Linked DNA regions of Homo sapiens: region 2 is linked to region 1. Evidence: chromatin loops called from intact Hi-C (ENCODE). Cell type or tissue: heart left ventricle. All regions are shown on one strand.

Evidence for each region. Hi-C counts contacts between places; a loop is a spot of excess contacts. Peaks named below come from ENCODE experiments on the same cell type or tissue, not always from the same donor. Only the 100,000 strongest peaks of a DNase experiment are listed, where the experiment ranks them.
Region 2: a loop joins it to region 1, with 3 times the contacts of the local background. A loop is called at or near these places in 5 of 110 quality-filtered maps.

The regions. Positions count from the first base shown.
Region 1 is chr6:73,735,526-73,743,525 of GRCh38, reverse strand. CD109 (CD109 molecule) reads right to left here. Exons shown (of 33, transcript NM_133493.5): 5 at 7,018-7,143. Among named protein-coding and RNA genes, the nearest start is that of CD109, 43 kb to the right of the region's middle. In heart left ventricle, a CTCF peak has its summit at 4,223 (motif pointing left); no DNase peak of the experiment used is centred here.
Region 2 is chr6:74,070,329-74,078,328 of GRCh38, reverse strand. The region is part of intron 1 of LOC101928516 (a long non-coding RNA gene); the gene reads right to left. Among named protein-coding and RNA genes, the nearest start is that of CD109, 380 kb to the right of the region's middle. In heart left ventricle, no CTCF peak of the experiment used is centred here; no DNase peak of the experiment used is centred here; H3K27ac peaks cover 2,199 bases.

The DNA of each region.
Region 1 (8,000 bases):
CAGTAAGGTGTTGGCAACCCTCACCTAATCTAGAAAAAACAAGTAACTCAAGAGAAACTAGATATAACTGTTAGATGCAAAGAAATAACTCAATGCAGATTGCTTCTGAGTTACATAATAATTTGATAACCCGTTTCATTATACAGGGCTCCAGAAGAGTGACTTCAAGCCTTAACCCTGTTGAGTTTTCTGCTTGCTATTTCTTGTTCCCCACCTCTAACAATGGCTTAAGATTGAGACAACGGTTACGAAATTGTAGTTAGTGACAGATAGAAAAGATGATTATCAAGTTCAGTGGTTCCCAAGCTGGCTGTGCATCTGAAGCATCAGAGAAGCTGTTGTAAAGGATATACATTGTCCCAGAAATTCTGACTTAGTATGTCTAAGGTGCTGGGGAGCTCTACTGAGCTGATTACCTAAAAAGGTAAAGTAAATAGCAGAAAGTAGCACTGCTGAGGAATTCAAAGAATAAATCAGATGGCCTGTCCCCAGTTCCATACCTTGTTGACTGCCCAACACTGCCCAACACTGCCTCTCAATGGAAAAGATGGATTCTAAAGATGCCTAGCTGCGGGCATTTATGAGCACTTCTCAAAATGTGGTTCAAAAAACTAGTAGAATTTCCTTGAGTGCTTATTTAAAATTCAAACTCCTAGCTCCCATGCCAAAATTAGTAAATTGTGATCTGGGGGTGGGACCTGGACTATGCATCTTTAAACAAGCTCCCAGTCCATTGATTCTGTGGCACACTGATGTTTCAGAACCAGCTGCAGCCTCAGGTGGCCATTATGGTAAACTCAAATGCCTAAGCCACTCTAGAAAGAAGAAGAGACTTCCATCTGACAATGAGGAAAGACAGCACAGGGCTGCCGTCATCAAATGACCAGGAATCTCTCAGTGACTCAGGCTCTTCTTTCGGGCTCTTGGAGGAACATGAGCACCAGTGCGTGGGTCACGCAAAGACCTGGAGCTCTGGGCTGCAGGCTGCACTGCTCTGGCCAGATGCCTCCTGGCTCCCAGAAGCCTGGTTCTCAGACACCAACATTAGCCTTTCTTTTAAAGAACCCCTAAAATCACCTTCTAATAACCTCGAATATAATTTTTAAATCATAGATGCAAAAACATTCGCAACCAAATGTGGTATATTCACACAATGGAATATTATTCAGCCTTTAAAAGAGAGAAAATTCTGATATATGCTACAACATGGGTGAGCCATAATAACATTATGCTAAGAGAAAAAAGCCAGTCTCAAAAAGAGATCCTGTATGATTCTGCTGATATAAGACTAATCAACACCACAGAGATAGAATGTACAGTGGCTGCCAGGGGCTGGGGGGTGGGAGGGAATGGAGAGTTATTGTTTAATAGGTGTAGATTTTCAGTTTTGCAAGATGAAAAGAGTTACAGAGATGGATGGTGGTGATGAATGCACAACAATATTAATGTACTTAATACCACTGAACTGTACACTTAAAAATGGTTACAATGGCAAATTTTACGTTATGTGTATTTTACTACAGAAAATAAAAAATGGAGGGAAAAACCATTTGCAGGCCAGGCACAGTGGCTCATGCCTGTAATCCTAGCACTTTGGAAACCCAAGGCAAGTGAATCACCTGAGGTCAGGAGTTCGAGCCCAGCCTGACCAACATGGTGAAACCCCATCTCTACTAAAAATACAAAAATTAGCTGAACATGATGGTGCACACCTGTAATCCCAGCTACTCAGGAGGCTGAGGCAGGAAAATCACTTCAACCTGGGAGGTGGAGGTTGCAATGAGCTGAGATTGCACACTGCACTCCAGACTGGTCAACAGAGTGAGACTCTTTCTCAAAAAACAAAACAAAACAAAACAAAAAAACCATGTGCAATTATTTGAGAAAACTGTCAACACCAATCAAGAGATAACATACCTAGAGATAAGGTACCTAGAGAACTATATTGCAAAGAAATGAAAATAAAGGAATGTCTAACTTTTAAAACACATTATCTTCCTAAGGTGTATTTTCAAGTCAATTATTAAATCAGAACATATTCCCACACTCAACTTATAATGTACCTAAAGTATAACGGCCCTATAAAACACACTTCTATGAAAAGATGTTACAGCTAAAATATACCTCTGCCCTCTGAGAGGAGGGCTTGGTGCTCTAGACAAAGAAATGATGAAAAAGAGCAGGGCAATCAAAGTATGGCAGAAGTAGAAGACTTGGTCACATTCTCAAGAGAAGAAGTACAATCCCCAAAGTAGCAAAGAACTATTCACACTAGAATATGTGTGTCAATTAAGCACACGTATAAGTAGCACAAAAAGAGCCAGGGCTCTTACTAAACTTTACTGATTTTAAGAGGTCTTAAACATTATAATCATCAAGAGTTTCTTTGCAATTTGATTAAACTAGCATTGTAAAAAAAAAAAAAGTCTATGTATATATTGAGAACTTATGATGTCCCACCATCATATGCTGAACAATGACAGAGATAAAACATAAGATGGAAAACCAAGGTGGCAGGGTAGAGAGAACCTTGGATTTGGTGTCAAAAGGCCTGAGTTCTAATCCTAGTTTGGTAAGTTGTGGGACATTGGGCAAATCACTTAACTAATCCCCCAAAACATTTGTTTCCTTTCTTGGCCAGGCACAGTGGCTCATGCCTGTAATCCCAGCACTTTGGGAGGCCGAGTAGGGTGCATCACTTGAGGTCTGGAGTTCAAGACCACCCTGGCCAACATGATGAAACCGTCTCTACTAAAAATACAAAAATTAGCTGGGCATGGTGGTGCATGCCTGTAATCCCAGCTACTCAGGAGGCTGAGGCAGGAGAATCGCTTGAACCTGGGATGTGGAGGTTTCAGTGAGCCGAGATCACACCACGGCCTGGGCAAAAGAGCGAGACTCTGTCTCGAAAAAAAAAAAAAAGAAAGAAAGAAAAGAAAACTAGAAATCATACTAGACCAAAATAATTACTCACCATTACTATCATAAAAAACCTTGAAGGTGAAAAGCAATACAATACTTGAAGGGCAAACAATTTAGATTAATCCAGAAAGGTTAACACGGTATCATAAAGGACTTATTCACTCTTACTCTACAAACAAACATGTTATTAATACAAGTGGAGAAATGCCAAGGAGCCGTCAAGTATGTTTTACTTAAAGGATCCTTTTCCTGACCTAGGACAAAGGGTAACTGAAGAATACCACTTTCTGATTACCTGTATAGTCATTACAAATCAAAGCTCTGATAACTCCGGTAATTCTTAAAGAGATTGTCCATCAGTGGGAATACTCATATCATTCCATATTTTTTCTACAGACAAAATGGAATTTCAAAACTCTCCCAAAGGCTGTGTATGATGGCTCACACATGTAATCCCAGCACTTTGTGAGGCCAAGGCAGAAGGATTGCTTGAGTCCAGGAGCTCAAGATCAGCCTGGGCAACATAACAAGACCCTGTCTCTATGAAAAGGAAAAAAAAATTTTTTAACTAGGCAGGCGTAGTGGCACATACCTGTAGTCCCTGCTACTCAGGAGGCTGAGGCAGGAGGATCACTTGAGCCCAGGAGTTCGAGGCTGCAGTGAACTATGATTGTGCCACTTCACTCTAGCCTGAGTGACAGACGACAACCCTGTCTCTTACAAATTAAAAAATTTAAAAAATACTTCCTTTTTTTTTAGCCAGAGTATCACTCTGTCGCCCAGGCTGGAGAGCGGTGGCATGATCTTGGCTCACTGCAAGCTCCGCCTCCCAGGTTCACGCCATTCTCCTGCCTCAGCCTCCCGAGTAGCTGGGACTACAGGCGCCCGCCACCACACCCAGCTAATTTTTCGTATTTTTAGTAGAGACGGGGTTTCACTGTATTAGCCAAGATGGTCTCGGTCTCCTGACCTCGTGATCCGCCCGCCTCGGCTTCCCAAAGTGCTGGGATTACAGGTGTGAGCCACCACGCCCAGCCAATACTTTCTTGAAAATAAATATTTTCCTTCCCTGAGTTTTATATTGAGAATGGTGACTGCCACCGAAAAGTAAAAATATAGTCTCTAATGGTGGGCTATTTAAATAATAAATACATTTCCTCTATGTTATTATTCACTACTAAAAGAAAAGGGGTTTAATAACAAGAAATATACAGTCCTTTAATGCTGCGCAGTAGTCAAAGAAAAACAAAAGCCAGAGACCAAGGCCACAGTTGCTTCTCATAACATTTCCTTGGTTATACTGACCCCTGGTGGTTCTAAAAGGGCTCTTTTTTTTAAGGGGCTTATTTTTTCTTAGCTGAATGCCTCAAATTAACATACCTCAAATGACAAGTACCTGATCAGTATACTTGTCTTCAAAAAGATAAAGATGCTTTATAGAATATACAAAAGGGAAAATTGCATTTGGTTCAAGACAAATTATTGCTATATAGTTTTCACACATTCGTTTTAAGAAAATACTGCTTTCTACTTACATGCAAAAGCACTGAACTTGGTCCCAGGAATAGAGAGGTGAGCAAGACCAGAAGGTCACCAGCTTTACAAAGGCTACTGTCTATCATGGACCACTAATTAAAAGTGAGATGAATGAATTAAGGGAAGCACACAGTACTATGGGAATGTCTGGAACAGCCAGGCCACTTTAGAGAATGGCTGCAGGTTAAAAGCAAGTAGCGAGAATAAGGAAGAAAAAACATTCTCAGCAGAGGGAACAGCATGATGAAAGGCTCTAGAATGAGACAGATCGGTGAGTTTAAGAAACTTAAGGGACATAAGATGTCTAAAGCATAGAGTTCAAGAGGAAGGGCGGCACTTTACAAGACTGAAAAGTTGGGCAAGGGCCAGATCCTGCAAATGCTTTTCATTTTTTAAGCACCTAAATTTCCTTAAGAGCATTTGTTTTCTATAAAAGCAATATGACAAGCCAAGTCCACAAACCACAACATGATAAATCCTATAAATCTTTCAAAGTATAATCTCACATCTTCTGCAAAGTCTCCCTCTGCTATTCTATCCCCCTCTCTTCTGGTACTTATTCTGTCCACCATTCAATGAACAAATTAATCCCTCAGCGCCTGTTATCCAGCTAAAACTGCTCTTGCTGGTCATTGTGCATAGGTGGCATCTGAATGGACCAAAAATGGACACCTTGACCCAGGGCGGCCCACCCACAGGCTGCCAGCCACCTGTGCAGAGGCTTGCTTTAAAGATTCTGGGCATGATGGTTATTTAGCTAAGCTAATGGAATCAGAAGAACTGAAGAACACCTCAAAGGTTGGCAGAAGAGTGAAAGGAGAACAGAGCAGACCATGGGAGACAGAAGGAGCAGCTGGCCCCAAAACATCAGTGCTTGTGCTAACAATAAACCCTCTTTATCACCAAGCTGGACTGAACACCTTACAATTCCTCTGCTATTGCACTGCCCTGTGTTTGTCTGTCCCCCTTATGTCATTTAATTTTTATCATATTGTTCATGTCACCATGACAATGACCTTTGAAAATGGAGGTCATATGTTTACCTTCTTTGTATTCATCACAGCCATAAAGTCCTTAACACATACTGGGTTGGTGGGTGGGTGGGTGGATAGAAGGATCGATGGATGGATGGACCAAAAAAAGTGATTCTTAAGAATTTAAGTGGGAACTGAAAATAATATTCAAACTACTTTAAACTCACAACGTGCTTCCTAATCTACACCGCCATCATTCTCCACATGCTCCAGTAACATCAACTTCTCCCAAATCCCCAGACACATAACGTTCTCTTCCATTTTCCCTACTCCCACACAAATTTTTCCCTATTTTCTAAGTTTCACAAATGCCTACTCTTTCCACTTTCTCTACAAGCTCAGATATAAAGAATTCCACTTCCCCTAGAACTCATCACATCCTGCTCTAGGCTGCCATTTATAACAGTGGTTATTATTACACTGTTATAAGTAAGGAAATAAGCAAAGACCTCACTGAAAATTGTCCATGACTTTAATGGTTATGCATTACATTGTTCTCTAACAGTATGAGCCCCTTTCATAATATTGCCTCAAATGTTCTTTAAAACCACATCATACATTCATTCGGTAGAGCTTCTGCTACCTTAAAAAGAATAATATTGGTAAACACATCATACAAACACCCATAAAGATGCAGGGTGGCCATGAAGCAAATATTGAGAGTCCATTGTGCCTCCAGCACTGTTCTCATTCATACAGGTCAATTCACACACGAGTCCCACCTACTCAAGGCTCAGCAACAATGCTTAGAATAAGCTACAATTTCATGCATTTCATATTACATATCTTCCCCTTTAGATACAGAAAAAGTTGATTATATCTTATATGTTTATATGTCACATAAATATAGAAAAATATAAAGGTTTACATGTTATATACTAAATGACCAATTTATATCACATAAAACAGTTAAGTCTCATTGCTTTTTAAAATTGTTTCCATCCCATTGTGTTTATGTCTCATTCATTCCAATGAATGCCCCCCATTTAGATTTATATGCCATTTAATGCCCTCCATTTAGATTTCAGAGCTATACAAGTTGGCAGCAAGTAAAGGCAATAGGTGTAGAAGCTAGGGAAAAAGGATTGGGGAATAGCAGTCGGTGTAGCTATTTAAGTCACTGTTTCTTAAAACAAAGATAAAAGTAGGTTAATCTAATCACTCATTAGGAGTCATTATTCTAAGGCATAAAATTTGCCAAATAATAGCTATGTGTTCATTACTTAGTTTTAAAATAATGCATGAAACAAATAAGTAAACATTGTGTACTAAAATGTCAAAATGTTTTAACCTTTAAACATCATATCATAGAAAAAGACAACAGTTATGAAAATTCTAATATGTTAGAATGAAAGCTAAATAAACCCTTGATAAACATCATAAATTAAAAATAAACCGTTTAAATTGTCTAAATGTTCACATTAATTTTTTTCTCTTCATTGTATAAATGACTTTGGAGATTTTCCCCCACCTGACCTAATTAAATCACTTTAACATTCCCCCCAAAAAATATATTTATACTCACATTCACTTGAACTTGAATAGACCAGTCACCAAGTATTGGATGGGAAGATAGCTGAAAAGTTTTGGAAATGACTCCAAGATCACTTTGTTGTGACAACCACTGTTGGATCAAATTTGATTTGGGGTCCTAAAATGAAAACCAGACATGTAAGTATGTAGAGGCTGCCCATGTGCATGTGTATCCTATCAGGTTAGGAATAATGCCTTGCAGCATTCCCACCCAGGTCCAGAACTTTACTCCAAAATACGGCACAAATATGGCTGGATGGCAGGATGTGAGGATGGAAAGAAGGAGACACATTAGAGATATATTAACCTAACAAAGTTAAAAGGTCTGGAAATGTGAGAGAGGAATCTAGGATGACTGCTGGAATGGCTTGGATGAATGCTGCATGAACATTTTGGAAAACGTAGGCTCTATATTTCTAAAGAAGACAAATCAAAGTTTATTCTTTTCTCATATTTCTCCCAAGTTCATCTTGATTCTGCTCCACCTTTTAATTCCTGGCACCCTATTTCCTTCTACATGAAACACTACAACATGTACGTCACCAAACCCCTGGTGGCGGCGGTGGTGGTAGTAGTGTTAAAAGAAAATTTAACTGTAGAGATAACAGGCCCCATTTATTAAAGGCCCAATATGTGTCAGGCACTCTGCCTTATCTCTAATCATTACAATTCTCCTTTAGGACATGGTTATCCTCACTTTATAGTTGAGAAAACTGATGCCTGGAGAGGGAGGTACGCATTCAAGTGACTGGCATGACTCAATATTACAGCACCAGTGCATGATGAAATTCAGAATCCAAACTCATGTCTGCCTTTTAACTCAACAAAAGCATATTAGAGAGATGTTTAATCACGGATATACATGGAAAACACTTCATTCTTCCTATAACCTCCCAAACAACAATCCCTTCATGCAACATTTATCCAAGCCATTCCAGCAGTCATCCTAGATTCCTCTCTCACATTTCCTGACAT
Region 2 (8,000 bases), 330 kb before region 1:
AGAAAATGCATATAAAGAACTTAGTGCATTGCTTGCCCATAAGAAACATTAACATATAGTTATTATTTATTACTGAGGAAGTTGAAAATGAGGCTTTATACAGTATTAACACAACTGTGTCTCTTAGAACAAATTTGAGAGCAAGCTGTCTAGGTTAGGGCAAAGCTAATTTGCAAAAAGAATAATTCAGACCAAAAAGGAAATCTTTCGAATGAAAAATCCAGAGGACTTGAAGCCTAAATGAATGAACACCAAGATTCAATAGTCTTTTCCCTCATTCTCTCATTCTTTCTCTCCTGTTGATTACCTTCTCTTTGTCTTCTTTTCCCTTGGCTTCCAATGAGACATTGTTCTCTGGGTCTCCTCCCAGAACTCTGATGATTTCTCTTTTTCCTTTCTTTCACTCCTGAAATGTATATGATCCAAGTTTTTGCCCTTAACATTTTCACTTCTCTTTCTCAACTACCTTATTCCTTTGAACAATCTATTCAATCCCCTGTCTTCAGTTGACACTTCTAGAGACATGGCCTCCAAACCTGAAATCCAGGCCAAGTTCTCTCTTTTATATTTCAGCTGTGTATTTCCAGTTGCTTCCTGAAGCTGTCCACATATCCCATCTGCCCTTCACACTCAGTATATTTTCCCCCTTCTCCCTTCATCCAGCTCCTCCTCTTGACTTCTCCAGTTTTACTAATAGTGTGGCCATCTTCCAGGGCATCAAGATTTAAAATTCTGGTATCACCTCTGTATTAATCCATTCTCACATTGCTATAAAGAAATGCCTGAGACTGAGTAATTTATAAGAAAAGAAATTTAATTGGCTCATGATTCTGCAGGCTGTACAGAAAGCATGGTGGCAGCTGCTTCTGGGGAGGCCTCAGGGAGCTTTTACTCATGTCAGGAGGCAAAGTGGCAGCAGGTGCTTCACATTGTGAAAGCAGGCGCAAGAGAGAGACAGCAATGTGCCATGTAGTTTTAAACAGCCAGATCTCCCAAGAAGTCCCTATCAAGAGGGCAGCACCAAGAGGATGGGAGCTAAACCATTCATGAGAAATCCATCTCCGTAATCTGATCACCTCCCACCAGGCCCTGCCTCCATTACTGGGGATTACAATTCAACATGAGATTTGAGTAGGGACACATATCCAAACTACATCAAGCCTCTCACTTTTTTCTCTTATCCTCCATCCCCAAGTTTTAGCTAAATTCTATACATTTCAATTCTGCAATATATTTCTAAATAATTCTTATCTCTGTTAACCCTTCCTCTGTCGTTTAGTCCTTATCACCCTTCAACTATGATATTAGAAAGGCCTCCTATAAGTCTCTCTCCCTCAGAATATCCTCCAGTCCTAAACCACTTTACAGTATATTCTTCCTGCTCACAATTCTGAATAAACTACTTGCCTGCTCAAAAACATTCATTAGCTCTTCACTATCTATTATAGAGCCAACCCCCTTTTCTCTACCGTTCTCAAGCTCCTATGACATGGCCAATATCCTATTTTTCCAACTTTTTTTCTGCCTACTCTTCTTAATGACTCCTCTACTCCAGCCCAATTGAATGACTTGCTCATTGCAATCTATACTCTGACATTTTTAACATCACAATTTGTTCACACCTTCTGCTCTCTTGAATTTCTTTCCTCATCTCTGAAGAGAGCTTTATTTCCATCACATGTGCAAGTAACCTCTCATCCCCTCTGACTTTCTCAAACCATCCACAATTCTTTTGCAATACTTTTCATTTTATACTTTCTATTCTAGTCATTTGGGTATGTCTTATCCTACATACGAACTGTAAGTCAATAAGGACAGGATCTATAAATGATGCAATTTTGTATCCACCATTATCACCAGCACAGGGCTTTCCACATACTACCTCATCAACAATTTATGTTGATTGCCAAAATAGTTATGAAAAGCCCTTCTTTGATTCAGTTAGCATAAATTTAATTGGCAGTTCAGGATCCTATTTTCCTAAATGAGAGTACAGCATCACTGAAGTATTGTATGGTCCTTGCACAGCCTACTGAGAATTACTGTAAAATAAGCAGGGAGACATTGCCACAAAAATGCATTCAACAAAACCAATCGACACAAGCACAATCTTGGTGGCAAGATGACACAAGAGTCAAGGAAATCCCACAATTATCCTTGCAAAAATCTCTCCTCACAGCTCTCAGCTCTAAATGCAGCATTAATTGGTAGCATTGACAAAATTAATTTGGCAAATCCCTCTGAAGCTTGTTCATTTAAGCTTTCTGTGATACTGTTGGGTTTTAGCCCTTAATTAAATTTATGTGCTGATATGTTAAATCCTTTTCATTTCTGTTTAACCCCCTATTCACGGAGGTTTTCTTCCAATATCATATGAAAACCTAGCTGAATCAAAAAGCAAAGTTTACAGAAGACTGTAGTTTTTCTGACTTTCTAGTTGCACTTGTAGAATTAGAATTTGAAGTCTATATAAGAAATCCCAAATGGGGAAATTAACATGCAATTTTTCCTAAGCATCTCCCCGTGCCTGAAGGGCTGAACTCCAGTTCCTGTGTTTTGATGAATTACATTACAAATTAGCCCAATCATCTCACTATCAAATTTGCAGGTTTTATTCCTTCTTTGGAACTTACAGAGATTAAAAATAAATTTTAGTTTCTTCCAACATAGTTTCCAAATTTACTGCTCCTCTTTCCTTCACATCTGACACTAAACCAAGCCAAAGGCAGAGTACTCCCTCCCTGGTGATGTCCCTGCTCATCCATCACGCCTTGCTGATGCAATCCAGTTCCATAAGCTGTCTTCGGGGAGCATGGGTGGCCAACAGAAATGAGCCCATGAGTGAATGGAAGAATTGTGTAAGACTCTGTCTTTTGTGTAGGGAAAGTGCCAGGGCATGTTTGCCAGATCTCCCGGATGCTTTGTGTGGATAGTTTTAATCTCCTTTTCAAACAGAAGAAGTCAAGTTCTTCCTTTAAATATTTATTTCCACAGTTTTTCTGTCTTTGTTTTGCACATAAGCTTAATTTATGTGTACCTTTTAAGATCTTGGTTAAAATATTCTCCCGAAAGAATACTAGGTTCATACTAGGGAAGTAGACACATAATGAAAAATTATCCAAAAAGCTTGGTTAACTTCTTTTTCCCAATATACACACTTTCTATTAGCAAAGAAACTAAGCTAGACTGAAAATAGTGTTCAATTTGGTTTACCTAATTATTCAATTTCCATTTTAATTTTCCTAGTAAAAACTTCATCATAATGTGTATTCTGTTGTATTTCTAACACATTAGCACATCTATAAGATATAGATCTATGTAGATTTCACTTTCAAATATCACATTTTGACTATATAAAAACTAAATGATATTTAGAGAGGGTATTTGATAATATAAGGTTTTACTTGCACATTTGGTAAGTGTTAACTTTGTTATTGTTTGAGTTTTCTTTTAATAAGCTGTTAGCTATGCAGCTGGGAGCCCTAGCAGATGCAATTTCTCCTTCAACAGGGACAAAAAGCAGCTAGATGCTCTACACAGGCATTGGAAAGGTCATCCAAAGCATATTTTAAGAGCCTCTATTAGTTTTGCAGGTTTTTGTCATGCTGAACCTTGTGCTTGGAGATAAAAAAATTAGAGATTTTTGTTTTACTGGTCAAAGCATTCACTCCTCTGATACAGACAGCACCAATAAGGGGTGGGTCGATTTGCGTGAGGAGCCAATGATTTTCTATAATAGAAAGGACCACAGTCCTATTACCTGTCACCAACTTCCTCTCCATAAAAGTCAGGGTAGATTTAGATGGCCTCATGAGGCAACGATGAACAACAAGACTCCTAAAATACAGGTAAAACAAGGGTAGAGAGTGAAGGGAGAGAGCAAGTCCTGGACTGAATCAGGGCATCATCTGTGCTTCTGAGTCTCAGGGTGTGGTAGGCATGAGAATACACCTGGTGGGCTTCCAACCACAAAAAGTGTGTTTGACTGAGGCCCCAGCCACCACTCCCTGAAACCTATCCCTGCATTTGTGCCATGGCCACATCTCTCATAGGCTGCTTCCTGCCAATGACCTGTCTCCAGGGGACGTGAGACTTCTTTTTGGCTGACTTGGCTAGAGAACTCCCCTAAAGTTTCCTGAGACGATATAGAAATCTAGGCGGCTTGCAGCCAACCTTCTCTCCCTCTCTCCTTCACTTGAGGTCAGACTAGCATCACATTCTGATGACTGGCTCAACTCTCTTCCTACTTCTTTTACATGCAGGCATTTCCTCCTAATAAAATCCTTGCCTGTTTTGTTCCATCTTAGCATCTGCTTCTTGGAGGACTCAGATTAACATGCACAGTACAAGTGCTGAACCTGTCTTGACCTACTTCGAGTCATTTGTGTCCCAGGAACTATTAGAATGAACCTTATGAAACTGCCAACATCCAACCATTGGTGACTTACAAAAATAACAATTTCATATAGTTCAACCTAATAGTAGTGCAGAATGCTGACAGGGTTGAAACACTGGAGACTCAGTTCTCTAAAGCACAGAGTTTCTTTGAGACTGAAATAAGAATCTACATTCCTTCCCCTGAAAGGGCTGAATCTGGGACAGTTAGCCCAGTGCCTGAGCTCAGGATAGCTTTGACCCAGGAAATCTGATGCTTTCCATTGCCCATGTTTCCCTCAGGATACAGCTTGGCTGCTTAATCAGCCTTACTCACTGGCTTATTTCCACTGGAGCCCAGCTCATCGTCATGACTCACCTGAAAGATGATGGACATCAAAACTTGTCCTGATTCTCTCCTGTAGGCAGCCTTTGCCCCCATGGAAATGCTTTGGCTCAGGAATTGATAGAACTTTGACCTTGAAGGCACTGATAAGTTTGTGGGGAATTCTTTTTAAAATCAGAGGCAGCCTAGAAACTGGGGGAGTCCACCTTTCCAGAAGCAAGCAGGATTGATTCAGAACTCAGAATGACTGCTGCACAGTGGACTCTGCACCACCTTTCTTGTTTCCAACACAGCCCAGGAAGGCAGCTTCTACTCTGGAGACAGGAACCCTCTGCCACAGCTGGCATACTGAACCAGGAATAAATCAGAGAATTCTCTTCCACTTTCCAGACCACTGAAAATAGGGACTCATAAGAGTATAAAAGAAAAATAATTGGACCTTGGAGGGGAATATACTGGACTTCTTGCTCCTATTGGCCATGGTAGTCCAGTCTGGCTTGACTAGGGCACGCAACTTGCCCCTCAAATTCAATACGCCAACTACACATAGTAAAAATGTTAATAGTAAGAATTTACCTTTCAGTGAAGAAATTAATTTTCACAATTATTAAAACTAATTCAAATTGTAATTTAAAGTATGAAGATTTTTCTATTCAAATATCTTTATGTTTCTGAAACTTTAGCTTGTAAAATTAGGTAACCACGTAACTTTTATTCTCAAATGCTATGAGAAAAGTCTTGCTTTTTCCCCAATAATTTCCTTTTTATTAAAGAAGAAAAATAACTTTACATGCAATTAATTTGAGAGCTTTAATATAAAAAATAGCCTTCATTTACTGAGCACTTACTATCTGCTAAAATAAAGCTAGGAACTATTGAATACTAGAGTTCTGCCAGTAGTTCTGACTCAGTGCTATGAAATGAATAGAATAAAATCACTATTCCTTTTATACTTCATATGTTTCTTCTATGCATATTGTATATTTCTTCTATGCAACTTGAAACACTGCCATCATATTTTGTATTGCACTTTACATAAACATCTCTAATTTATCATAAGCCTTTCATAAACATTATTTTTCCATTGTGTGGACATTATGTTTAACCCTTCCTTATGTTTAGACACTCAGATTGTTTCACATTTTTTTTGCCTCAGCTCAACATATAATCATTCTCAAGAGTAGAATTACTGGGTTAAAGATTACAGTAGTCCCCCTCTTATCCACTGGAGATAAGTGGATGGTTGAAACCAGATATAGTACAGAACCCCATATATACTGTTTTTTCCTATACGAACATACATATGATAAAGTTTCATATAAAAATTAGGAACAGTAAAAGATTAACAACTATTAAAAAAAAGAAAAATTATAACAATATGCCAGCATCACTACTTTTGCACTTTGAAGCAATTATTAAGTAAAATAAAGGTTATTTGAACACAAGCACTGAGATATCACAACAGTCAATCTGACACCAAAACGGCTACTAGGTAACTAACAAGTAGTGTCTACAGGGTGGATACACTAGACAAAGGGATTATTCACATCCCAGGTAGGACAGAATGGGATGGCAGAAATTTGATCATGTTCCTCAGAATGGCTTACAATTTAAAACTTATGAATTGTTTATTTCTGGAATTTTCCATTTAATATTTTCAGATTGTGGTTGACCAAGGGTAACTGAAACCACAGAAATTAAAACCTTGGATAAGGAAGGACTACTGCATTAACATTTTTAGACTCAATATGCATCTTCAAATTTATTTTACATTTTTATCAGCAGCATATGAATGTTCCTGTTGGAGACCTTGAATAATGTGGGAGATCATAAGATATTCTTCAGATAAACATCTTTTCTAATGTGAAGTAAAAAATGGTATTTCATTTAAATTTCCATTACCATACCAATAATATTTGACATTTTTCACAACTTTGTTAAATAATGTTTATCTCTATTCTTTAGAGTAACTCCAGAGTTCTTACTTTCAAATGCTCAAAAGTCATCTCTGTAATCCTCTTGAAAATTTTCATCAGTTACTTCAAATAGACAGGCTTAAATAGGACTGTTATCTATTCTATATCACTTAACTCTTTTGCCTCAGTCTAGTTGCTGTAGTGGAATTTACTTTAATAAATGGACCAGGATATTTACATAGTTCTCTCTCTCTCTTTCTGTGCATGTGTGTGTGTGTGTGTATGTGCATGTGTGTGTGTGAGAAAGAGACAGAGAGAGGCTAAACTTTAGTCTTCTCTCAAATCATAGGAATCACTGACTTCTGTCACAATCATAAGTAACTCATAACTAAATTTATTTTCCTTCTCAAATTACATTATCCTTGTTACTTCTCACATTTTCCATTTTATCCTAAAAGTTTCTTACATCATTATCACCAGATATATAGTAAAAATCCCCAATATTAAAAATTAACAAACCATGATTCAAGTTGATTTTTAAATATTTTCTCCCTAATGATGTATGTCTTGGTGAAGAGAATTTGATATGGTAGTTTTTTTTTTCTAAGATTAACTAACTCAATTCATTCTCTCCAGATTGGATTGGAAGTTGGATGAAACACTATAAATCAATGTGGAAAAATAATTTTGCCAAATTTCAATCTCAATCAGTCTCCATGAAAACTTTATCCTTTTGCTGTTTCAATATATTTGTATGGTATTTTTAAGTTGTTAAAAGTTTATTTATTTTAAAGGCTCAATGGGCTTCCTGGATGCCAAATCACTTTTTAAAAACATTTTGATGATACAAACTAAAATGAATTAAAAACACATGGAATCACTGTTCTCTAAAATATATGTGTTTTCAAAGTTTAGAGAAAGAGGGTGGGAAGAGGTGCTTGGCAGCATGTTTGGGTTTTAGAAAATCCGAAATTTTTGAAAAATTGTTCCAGATGTTGATGAACCCCTTGGTTCCCCTAAGTTTCACCCAAACCTGCTATAAATAAAGATAATTATAAACAGCAATAAACTAAGGTTAAGGCAGTATGTAACGGATGCCATAGGAATCATAATTAATTTGAATTAACTCTGAATTGAATTTAGCCACAGATAATACAGATGTGGATGGGTTGTAAATACCATTAAGAAAAGTAAAGTTTTACGTACACTTACATAAATGAAATAGGAAAATAAAAACAGAACTATTTCACACAAAAAACCTGACAGCATCCTGGCATTTCATCCTGGCATTCAGAAGCTCTCATTATCTAGCCCAGTGGTTCTTCAGACAGGATGATAAATATCCCATGGAGGATGTTTGGAAA